Linked DNA regions of Homo sapiens: region 1 is linked to region 2. A link is an interaction called in ENCODE POLR2A ChIA-PET data of the cell type or tissue named here. Cell type or tissue: Caco-2. All regions are shown on one strand. Each heading gives the region's core, and the rest is flanking DNA. Links, peaks and the distances in the headings are about the cores only.

Region 1 (4,385 bases), core at 115-4,114, 320 kb before region 2:
CGGCAAATAGTCTCTATGGGGGAATTTATTCTGGACTCACCTTCAAAATTAGGGGTCTGGAAAAACAGGCTGCTCGAAATTTTAGCACAGAAGGTGGAATTCAGGGCAGTAAAAGGTTATTTTTTCAGGCCTCGGTAGTACATCCCAGCTGCCCAGACATTGAATCAGGAAATTTTTCTGAGAAAGGCAGGTGGGTATGGGCAATCTGACACGATCCAAAAGGCTTACTGCCTTGCACCCCTCCCCGCAAAAAGGAAGTAGAGACCAAGATCTTGGGCTTTAATTTTATTTTTAATTGTAAAAAGATTTCAAATAAGCCACCATTTGAACTGGGAAGGGAAACTAGGGATGGTCTTGGGGGAAAATGTCATTCTCTCTAAGAAAGGGACCCCGGGGATGTGGGTCGTTTTGAGGGTCCTAGAAGTTGACCCCAATTCTCACCTCTCCTGCTGCACTGCAGGATTGCCCAGGGTAGGTCTAGTCCCCTAGGTTCTTCAGACCACTCCAGGTCAGGTTTGGTTGGGTGGCTGCCAGTGGTCTTCCACTACTGTTCCTGTCTAGGGTGGAGTAGGAGCTTTCAGGGGTACGGCATAGAGGGGATGTTGTTCTCTTACTAAAAAAAAAAAAAAAAAAAAAAGGTAGGGGTAGGGAGGCACCCTTTCAATCCCTGCAATTCACCAGCCATCACTGCCTCAAGGCCACAAATCTTTGCAAAGCTTTGAATTCCGCCTGATCCAACCTTAATGCCCCCATTTATTAAGGACAATATTTAAAACTCGGCAAGCCAGGAGAGGCAACCGACCCTCAGTGCTTGAAGCTTTCTTTCGCCTGGGCGTCCGCCCTCAGCTCTTTCTGCGCTCGCCTGCAGCAGCCTGGCCCGTGGGGAGTGGGCGGTGGGTGGGGGTAGGGGTGGGGTGGGGGTCCGGGGATGCTCCCTCTATGAGAGAATTGGGTAAACATGGCGACCGCGGCGCCCATTTGCACACGCTACACAAATGCATCGCATTCCCGGTTGTTTGCAGAAAATTTACAGCTGAGTAATAAAAGTTTACGATCGACTCACAAGTTGGATTGGCCACAAGAAGTCATGTGGATTCCATCCATGAACGTGAACTTTTTATTGTGGTTTGTCCGTTCCGAGCGCTCCGCAGAACAGTCCTCCCTGTAAGAGCCTAACCATTGCCAGGGAAACCTGCCCTGGGCGCTCCCTTCATTAGCAGTATTTTTTTTAAATTAATCTGATTAATAATTATTTTTCCCCCATTTAATTTTTTTTCCTCCCAGGTGGAGTTGCCGAAGCTGGGGGCAGCTGGGGAGGGTGGGGATGGGAGGGGAGAGACAGAAGTTGAGGGCATCTCTCTCTTCCTTCCCGACCCTCTGGCCCCCAAGGGGCAGGAGGAATGCAGGAGCAGGAGTTGAGCTTGGGAGCTGCAGATGCCTCCGCCCCTCCTCTCTCCCAGGCTCTTCCTCCTGCCCCCTTCTTGCAACTCTCCTTAATTTTGTTTGGCTTTTGGATGATTATAATTATTTTTATTTTTGAATTTATATAAAGTATATGTGTGTGTGTGTGGAGCTGAGACAGGCTCGGCAGCGGCACAGAATGAGGGAAGACGAGAAAGAGAGTGGGAGAGAGAGAGGCAGAGAGGGAGAGAGGGAGAGTGACAGCAGCGCTCGGTAAGTGTTTCCTTATTGGTTCAAATATGTAACTAATGGTCCGTGGCGGTTTCAAGAATAGGACAGCAGCGGCTTCTCTTGGTTAGGGAGAAGAGGGGGCTGGCGAGAGGGTGGGCGCGTAGTTAATTATGGGGAGGAAAATTGGCGGGGGGAGAGAAACGGGGTTAAACTGGAATACCGGTAACTGGTAGTGGGGCGATTGTGTTGTCCTGATGTCACTGTGTGCCAAGTTGGGGGTGGGGAGGCAAGGGAACAGCACCTGTGGGGCTCAAGCCGGCGGTCTAGGGCGCCAGCTCTCTGCTGCCCACTGTGTCAGTACCTGCTTATTATAGATCTTCGGTCTCTTGGCTAATGGAACTGGGTCGGAGCGGAACTGGAAGCTCAAGCTCCAGGCAGGAGAGAGAACTTAGAGGCTGTGCCCATTGCCCCCTAAGCAAAGTTAGCCCCCCAACCCCCAAACAAACTTTCCAGCTTCCCCTCCCTGTCTGGCAGCCCCCTCCCTCCCAGAGAGCGCGACTGCTAGAGCTCACACATGCGCAGTGTGGGCCCAGGGCCGGGCCGCCGAGCAGGAAGCCGGCGCAGCTAGGCGGCCGGCGGGGCCTGTTAATTGGCAATTAGGGGGGAGGCTGGTGGCTGGTGCGCGTCAGCCGAGAGGAGAGCGTCTGCCCACCCCCTGCTCCCGCCCCCACTCGGGCGGATGGAAGGGTGGGAGGTGCCCTGCGTTGGGTGGAGGGTGGAGGTTGTAGGGTGGGGGTGGGGGATGCTGTACTCAAAAGCCATCTTGTGCTCAGAGAAAAGAGGCCTACCGGCTTTCCCTTCCGGGGTCCGGCGCCCCTCACCCCCAGCCGCGGCCATCCCAGCCGGGATGCCCACTGGACCGGGATGCCCGCTCGCCACGCATGGCTGCTCTGGGCTAGGACCTGCCTCGCCTCGGGGGGAGGTGGAAATGGGGAAGGCCCTAGGCTGGGCGGGGACAGGCCCAGTCCTCCTGGTAGAGTCTCCTAGGTGCTGTGGAGGCAGTGAGGATTCCGGGGGCTGCTGGCTTATGGGGTAGAGGCGTCAGCCTGGGGCGGCGGGAGGGTCCTGGGCACTCGGGATCTCTCTAATAATTGGTGCTAATGGCCTGTTGTATAGTCTTAACCCGACGCATATGGTTTCATAACACAGTGGCTTAATTTCTTCCAAATGTACGTGGCCCTGAATGTGTTGCAGTTTGATATATGACCCCGCCCTGCTCCCCGGCCTGGGTCCGAGGCTCCGAGGCGGCCCCATAAGTGTGAATTTCTGTTTATAAACGGCGACGCACACGCAAACGCCTACACACCCAGGCAGACACACCCGGAGGCGTGGGGGAACATATTCCAGACGAGGTCCGAGAGAACCTGGGGGCCAGACTTACCTTAATCTAAGCCAAGACACCCCCTCTACCCCCACCCTCTCCCAGAGGCGCGACTGGGATTCTGCGCCAAGTCCCAGTGGGGGAGGGGATCGCTCCACGATTTCCTGTTTAAACCCTGACCCGTCGCCTGTGGGGGGGCGGGGATGGGGGAAGAAACCTGTTTTTATCAAATTTTTAAAAATACAGTTTGCATTCAGATCAAACCGTTTGGGCCAGAGCTGACGGTGAATTTTATCTCCCCTCCCCCCACAACCCCCTTCCCTTCCTTTTCTGCCCCCGCTAAATTCCCCTTTCGCAGCCATCATAAAGGCCTCTGAGGTATTCTCCCGCGGGAAGAAATGGCATTTTCTCTCCCCCTCCCCCACCCCCCCACCCCCAGTAGGACTTGTGTGTCGGCAGAGGCGTCTGACGAGGGGCTAATTTCGCTTTCCTTGTTTACGATCGAGAAAAGCGCTTGGCTCTCCCCAAATGGGCCCAGCCCGCCGCCTGCTCAGGCTGCCGCGCGCTCTCCCGCCGCTCAGGCACGGCCCAGTGGCTGATGCCCCGCGGATCCAGCCTGCGGCAGGCCGGAACCCGGAGTCTGTGGGACCTGAAAAGGGCAAAGGGAGTGCGGTGGGACACAAGAGGGGCCCGAGAGGCCCGAAAAAGGGAGCCTTTCTCCTGGAGTAATGTGGGAATCGCCGACCGGTGAGGCCTCTATTTCTCTCTTTCGCCTGCATTTTGTCCGCCCCCGCCCCTGTGGATGGCCGCTGATGGGGGGGAACACAAGTGTCCTTTGTCCGTCCCCGAAAGAAAACCTTTTCCAGAGAAGGCCATTCAGGCCAGTGGAGATTCACCTAGAATATTAGAAGGGCCCCCTCCCACCCGAGGGGCGGGCCTGGGCGAGGCTGAGGTATTTCTCTTAATCCTAGAACGACCTCACTGAGTGTACCCACAGCGAGATTTGGAGGTGCTAGAGTTCGAGGTTGGCCGCTTAACAGCACCATCCTGAGGTGTCTTTATATAATATTTTAATTGATTTTCTGTCCCTTCCTGGCTACAGCCCTGCAGCTCCCCCACCCCCATCCTATGCCCTTCACCCCTAGACCCATCCTTACAAGACAGAGGCAAGCAGAGAAGGCATAGCAGCAGCGACCGGCGCTCTGTTTTCATTTTCCACTCTGGCCAGGGGATAAACTGGACCCCAGTGGACTCCAACACCAACTCTCTGCTTCCCAGTTACTTTCGATTTTCTTTCCCTTCTCCTTCTTTCTCTCCCTCTCTGGCATTCAAACAGAAGCACAAGAGGACCCACCAGTGGCAACTCTAAGCC
Region 2 (4,385 bases), core at 245-4,244:
AGAGTCAGGAAGTATACCTACTTAGCCATTTGGAGCTGGGAGTGGTATCTAGGAATTTCTCCTTCTAGTTTTTACCTTCTTAGTTTTACTTTATAAACAGGATTGAGACAAGAGAATCTTGTTACAGTTTTTAATTCACCAAGACCCATTGCCACATCAGGGTAATGCCACATCAGGCCCTTTTGGTATGGCCTTAGGGAATGTTTTTTTTTTTTTTGATCTGAAGTCTTGCTCTGTCGCCCAGGCTGGAGTGCAGTGGTGCGATCTCAGCTCACCGCAACCTCTGCCTCCCAGGTATAAGCGATTCTCCTGCCTCAGCCTCCTGAGTAGCTGGGATTACAGGCGTCTGCTACCATGCCTGGCTAAGTTTTGTAATTTTGGTAGAGACAGGGTTTCACCATGTTGGCCAGGCTGGAAGGATTTATTTTTAAGTAGACAATGAAGAACTTTTTAGTGATCTCAGTCAGCTTCTTTTTTTTTTTGAGGCGGTCTCACTCTTTTGTGTAGGCTGGAGTGCAGTAGCGCAATTGTAGCTCACTACAGCCTTGAACTCCCAAGCTCAAGCGATCCTCCTGCCTCAGCTTCCTGAGTAGCTGAGACTACAGGTGCATGCCACCATGCCTGGCTAATTTTTGTTTTTTTTAAGTTCTTGCAGAGACAGGGTCTCACTGTGTTGCCCAGGTTGGTCTTGAACTCCTGGCTCTAGTGATCTCCTGCCTCAGCTTCCAAAAGTGCTAGGATTACAGGCATGAGCCACTGCGCCTGGCCTCCATATTCTTATTTGTGCTCTTTCAGCTCTGTAGATGGCATCCTGTAATTCCCTCCATAGAGGCTTCTTGGTTTTTTCCCCTAAATGAATCAAATAATTCATTATAGTTTCCAAGTATCCTCTCTACCTTCCCCAAACATATTCTCCCAGTCTTCTGGTGGCTTACTAAGATCTTACCCCAAAGAGTTCTCTTACTATATACATTGTGAACAGACTTAATTCACTTATTTTTCAGGGCCCATCTCTACTAGTTTGTCCTACAAGACACACAAATAGAGAGCTTTTGCCGGGTGCGGTGGCTCACGCCTGTAATCCCAGCACTTTGGGAGGCCGAGGCGGGCGGATCACGAGGTCAGGAGATTGAGACCATCCTGGCTACAGTGAAACCCCATCCCTACTAAAAATACAAAAAATTAGCCGGGCATGGTGGCAGGTGCGTGTAGTCCCAGCTACTCGGGAGGCTGAAGCAGGAGAGCTTGAACCAGGAGGCGGAGCTTGCAGTGAGCTGAGATCGTGCCACTGCACTCCAGCCTGGGCGACAGAGCGAGACTCCGTCTCAAAAAAAAAAAAGCTCTTATCCAGAGCTGCCTTTGAAAAATATTTTTGCTTATGACTGTAATCCTGTGGAAGCTGCAGGTCACCGAGAAGGCCCACAGGGGGCAGCACTAGGAATGACTCTTTCCCTCTAGTCCTCTATGCGCTAGGGGAGAGAGTTCTTGGAGATGTTGATGCTTTTCACCAGGCTTTAGAAGCCCCTGATTGAGGCCGGGCACGGTGGCTCACGCCTGTAATCCCAGCACTTTGGGAGGCCGAGGCAGGCAGATCATGAGGTCAGGAGTTCGAGACCAGCCTGGCCAATTTGGTGAAACCCCGTCTCTACTAAAAATACAAAAATTAGCTGGGCATGGGGGTGTGTGCCTGTAGTCCCAGCTACCCGGGAGGCTGAGGCACAAGAATCACTTGAATCCGGGAGGTGGAGGTTGTAGTGAGCGGAGTTTGCTCCACTGCACTCCAGCCTGGGTGACAGAGAGAGACTGTCGCAAAAAAAAAAAAAAAAAAAAAAAAAGAAGCCCCTGAGATCAAAGATTCATTTGCAGCAGCCTAGTTGCTTGTTCTGTGGTGTTTCACCTGTCTTGAGGACAGCATTCTTGTTTTCTTGATAATAAAAACATAAATACATGAAAATCTGTCTAAGTCACCCAATCTCCCACAAAACAATCTGCCTATACATCATTTCCAAGCACGATTAGCATTTGAGGTGAAGTTCTGTTATACACTCAGGCTGTGGCTCTCTGAAAGTCAGTGCATCACAGAACTTTGTCTCGAAAGCTTTCTAGCAGCTACCCATTTTGGGAGTGGGAGGGAAGAATAGACCTTTTAAATTCTTTCAGTGTGGCCCTAAGCTGATAAGGTCTTTCTCAACAGTCAGCATTTAATGTGTTACAAGGTCAAGCCTAGTCCATTGTCCTGGAAGCCCATTTCTCAGTAGCTGGGAGTTATTTATAAACTTGCCCTTTGCAAAAACTTAAAATGAAATTACATTATCAGTAATGACTTCTGGGGCCTTTAAACTGGCTAGTTTTATGGCATAGCCCTCCCCACTCCTGAGAGGTAAAAGCCCCAGGCTGAAGTGGAACCAGCTGCAGTCAGGAGGTGGCAGGAGAAGTAAAGAAGCTGCTGGCTCCAGCTGTAGCAGAATGGAGAATTGAAGCGGCATTTAAGCGCCTGCCTAAATTCTCAGCTTTATTTAGTATGCTTCCTCCTTTGGAAGTTTGAAATGACCAGCCTTTTCTGTAATGCCTTCTTTCCCTTTTGAGAGCTCCAGTAAGCTCTATGTCAAATCTAGTCTTTATCCTTGTCCTCCTTAGCCTGTCTTTTATTCTTCCCAGGAAGATCCAATGTTTCTATTTTTGGGGTTTCTTTGATAATGTCTTCTAGGAAGCCAGTGAAAAGAACCAAGAGCAGAACCCAGGGATATGTTCTCTCTTTGCCGGTGTGGCTGTTGTAGGCACTCACACCCTGTTGGCCACAAAGGACATTGTCTGACTCTCCCAGTTGGCTGGGGGCCATTAGGGCTTTGCTTTTCTTTGGGTTCTAGGGATGCCAAACTCTATGGCTGCAAGAACCAGTTTCCTATGCCAGGTTAATGCCCAGCTTAAACTAATGGGCAGCTCTCTAAAGTTGCTGTGAATGTGGATAGAGGAACAGAGCCAAAGATTTCCAGGAAAAGGTTGTGGGAAAAAATGATTTCGTCTAAATTTTGTTCCTTTTGGACTTCTTTTCTTCCATTAAGAAAACTCATTCCCATTGTTGTCTCCCTTTTGGAATTGAGGACCCAAGTTGTTATAGAACTGAGCCTGCTTTACAGGAAGATCTTTCTGTGAGGAATTAGGAGTTAGGAGAGCTGCTTCTACTTGTGACCTTTTAAGACTAGACTCTAGAGGACTTCCCTCCACTAGGCAACAAAGTTCTTTAGTTTGAGAGAGGAGTTACTCATGCCTTGTTTATTCCAGAGTGTTATATATACAGGATGGACATCTCTAAGGAGTGTTTATCAGAGGAGGGATAAAGTTGGTAGTAATATCACCCAAAGTGGCCACATCAGAAAATCCACTTATATGTGGAGGTCTAATTATAAGTAGTCCCTTAGATGCATACTGCGTCAAGGTATTTTAACTTTATTCTCAAACTTCCTTTATTCTCTGAATTATTCACCAAATATTGAGAGTTTAGTATGTGTCAGGCATTGTTCTGGACAAATGGGACAAACCAGCGAACAAAACAAAAATTGCAGTCCTCAAGAATTCAAGTAGGGAAAGCTTATGTTCCTCATCACCTTGTTGTCAAAAGACTGGGTTCCTTTTACTTCCATTCTGAACTGCCCTCCTCTGCCCCCGCAAACAGGGTTGATTCTTTGCATGGAACCATAAACCTCCTGAAGCCTCATGAGGCAATTTATGTTTGTAGAGGCTGCAGTTTCTGGGTTCTTGGCAATGATTTTTTCCTCCTCACTCTTGGATATCTGTCAAACACATACTTTTGTGTTTGGCTCCTGTGAGGACTGTGGGTTTCTTAAATAAGGCCAGGAAAGAGGTAGCAAAGCAACAGCCTTGTCTCAGCACAAGGGATATCAATGGTAAGTAATGTTGATTAGAAAGTCAAGGAATGTAGGTCGGGCGCAGTGGCTCACACTTGCACTTTGGGAGGCCTAGGTGGGAGGATTGTTTGAGCCTAGGAGTTCAAGACCAGCCTGAACAATACAGTGACACCTTTTCTCTTAAAAAAAAAAAAAAAAAAAAGAAAGTCAAGGAATGTGAGGCTGCAAATACCTTTCATGCACACATCACTATCTCTCCACACTTTTGGTTTTTTCTATTCAATCAATTAGAGATGGGGTTTCACTCTGTCACCCAGCCTGGAGTGCAGTGGCGCAGTCCTAGCTCAGCGTGGTCTTAAACTCCTGGGCTCAAGAGATCCTATCACCTCAGCCTCCTGAGTAGCTAGGACTATAGATGCACGCCACCACACCTGGCTAATTTTTTTTATTTTTGTAGAGATGGGGGGTCTCCCTGTGTTTCCCAGGCTGGTCTTGAACTGGCCTTAAGCAATCCTCCTG

What was found. ChIA-PET counts read pairs that join two places held together with the same protein. Peaks named below come from ENCODE experiments on the same cell type or tissue, not always from the same donor. Only the 100,000 strongest peaks of a DNase experiment are listed, where the experiment ranks them.
Region 1: POLR2A ChIA-PET joins it to region 2 with 10 read pairs; 6 of 35 experiments call an interaction of 5 or more read pairs at or near these places.

Annotation. Positions count from the first base shown.
Region 1 is chr12:54,015,741-54,020,125 of GRCh38, forward strand. It overlaps LOC124902939 (a long non-coding RNA gene), which reads right to left and starts at 2,007. Exons shown (of 2, transcript XR_007063323.1): 1 at 1,064-2,007; 2 at 273-613. It also overlaps a transcript of HOXC4 not described here, a transcript of HOXC5 not described here and a transcript of HOXC6 not described here. RefSeq lists silencers at 2,163-2,332, 2,403-2,672 and enhancers at 2,713-2,782, 2,714-4,385. In Caco-2, for the core only: a CTCF peak has its summit at 1,353; DNase peaks (open chromatin) are centred at 1,051, 1,921, 2,291 and 2,616; H3K4me3 peaks cover 2,447 bases.
Region 2 is chr12:54,335,210-54,339,594 of GRCh38, forward strand. The region is part of intron 1 of COPZ1 (coat protein complex I subunit zeta 1); the gene reads left to right. It overlaps MIR148B (microRNA 148b), which reads left to right and starts at 2,007; the gene lies at 2,007-2,105. In Caco-2, for the core only: CTCF peaks have their summits at 1,425 (motif pointing right) and 1,626; DNase peaks (open chromatin) are centred at 1,422 and 2,396.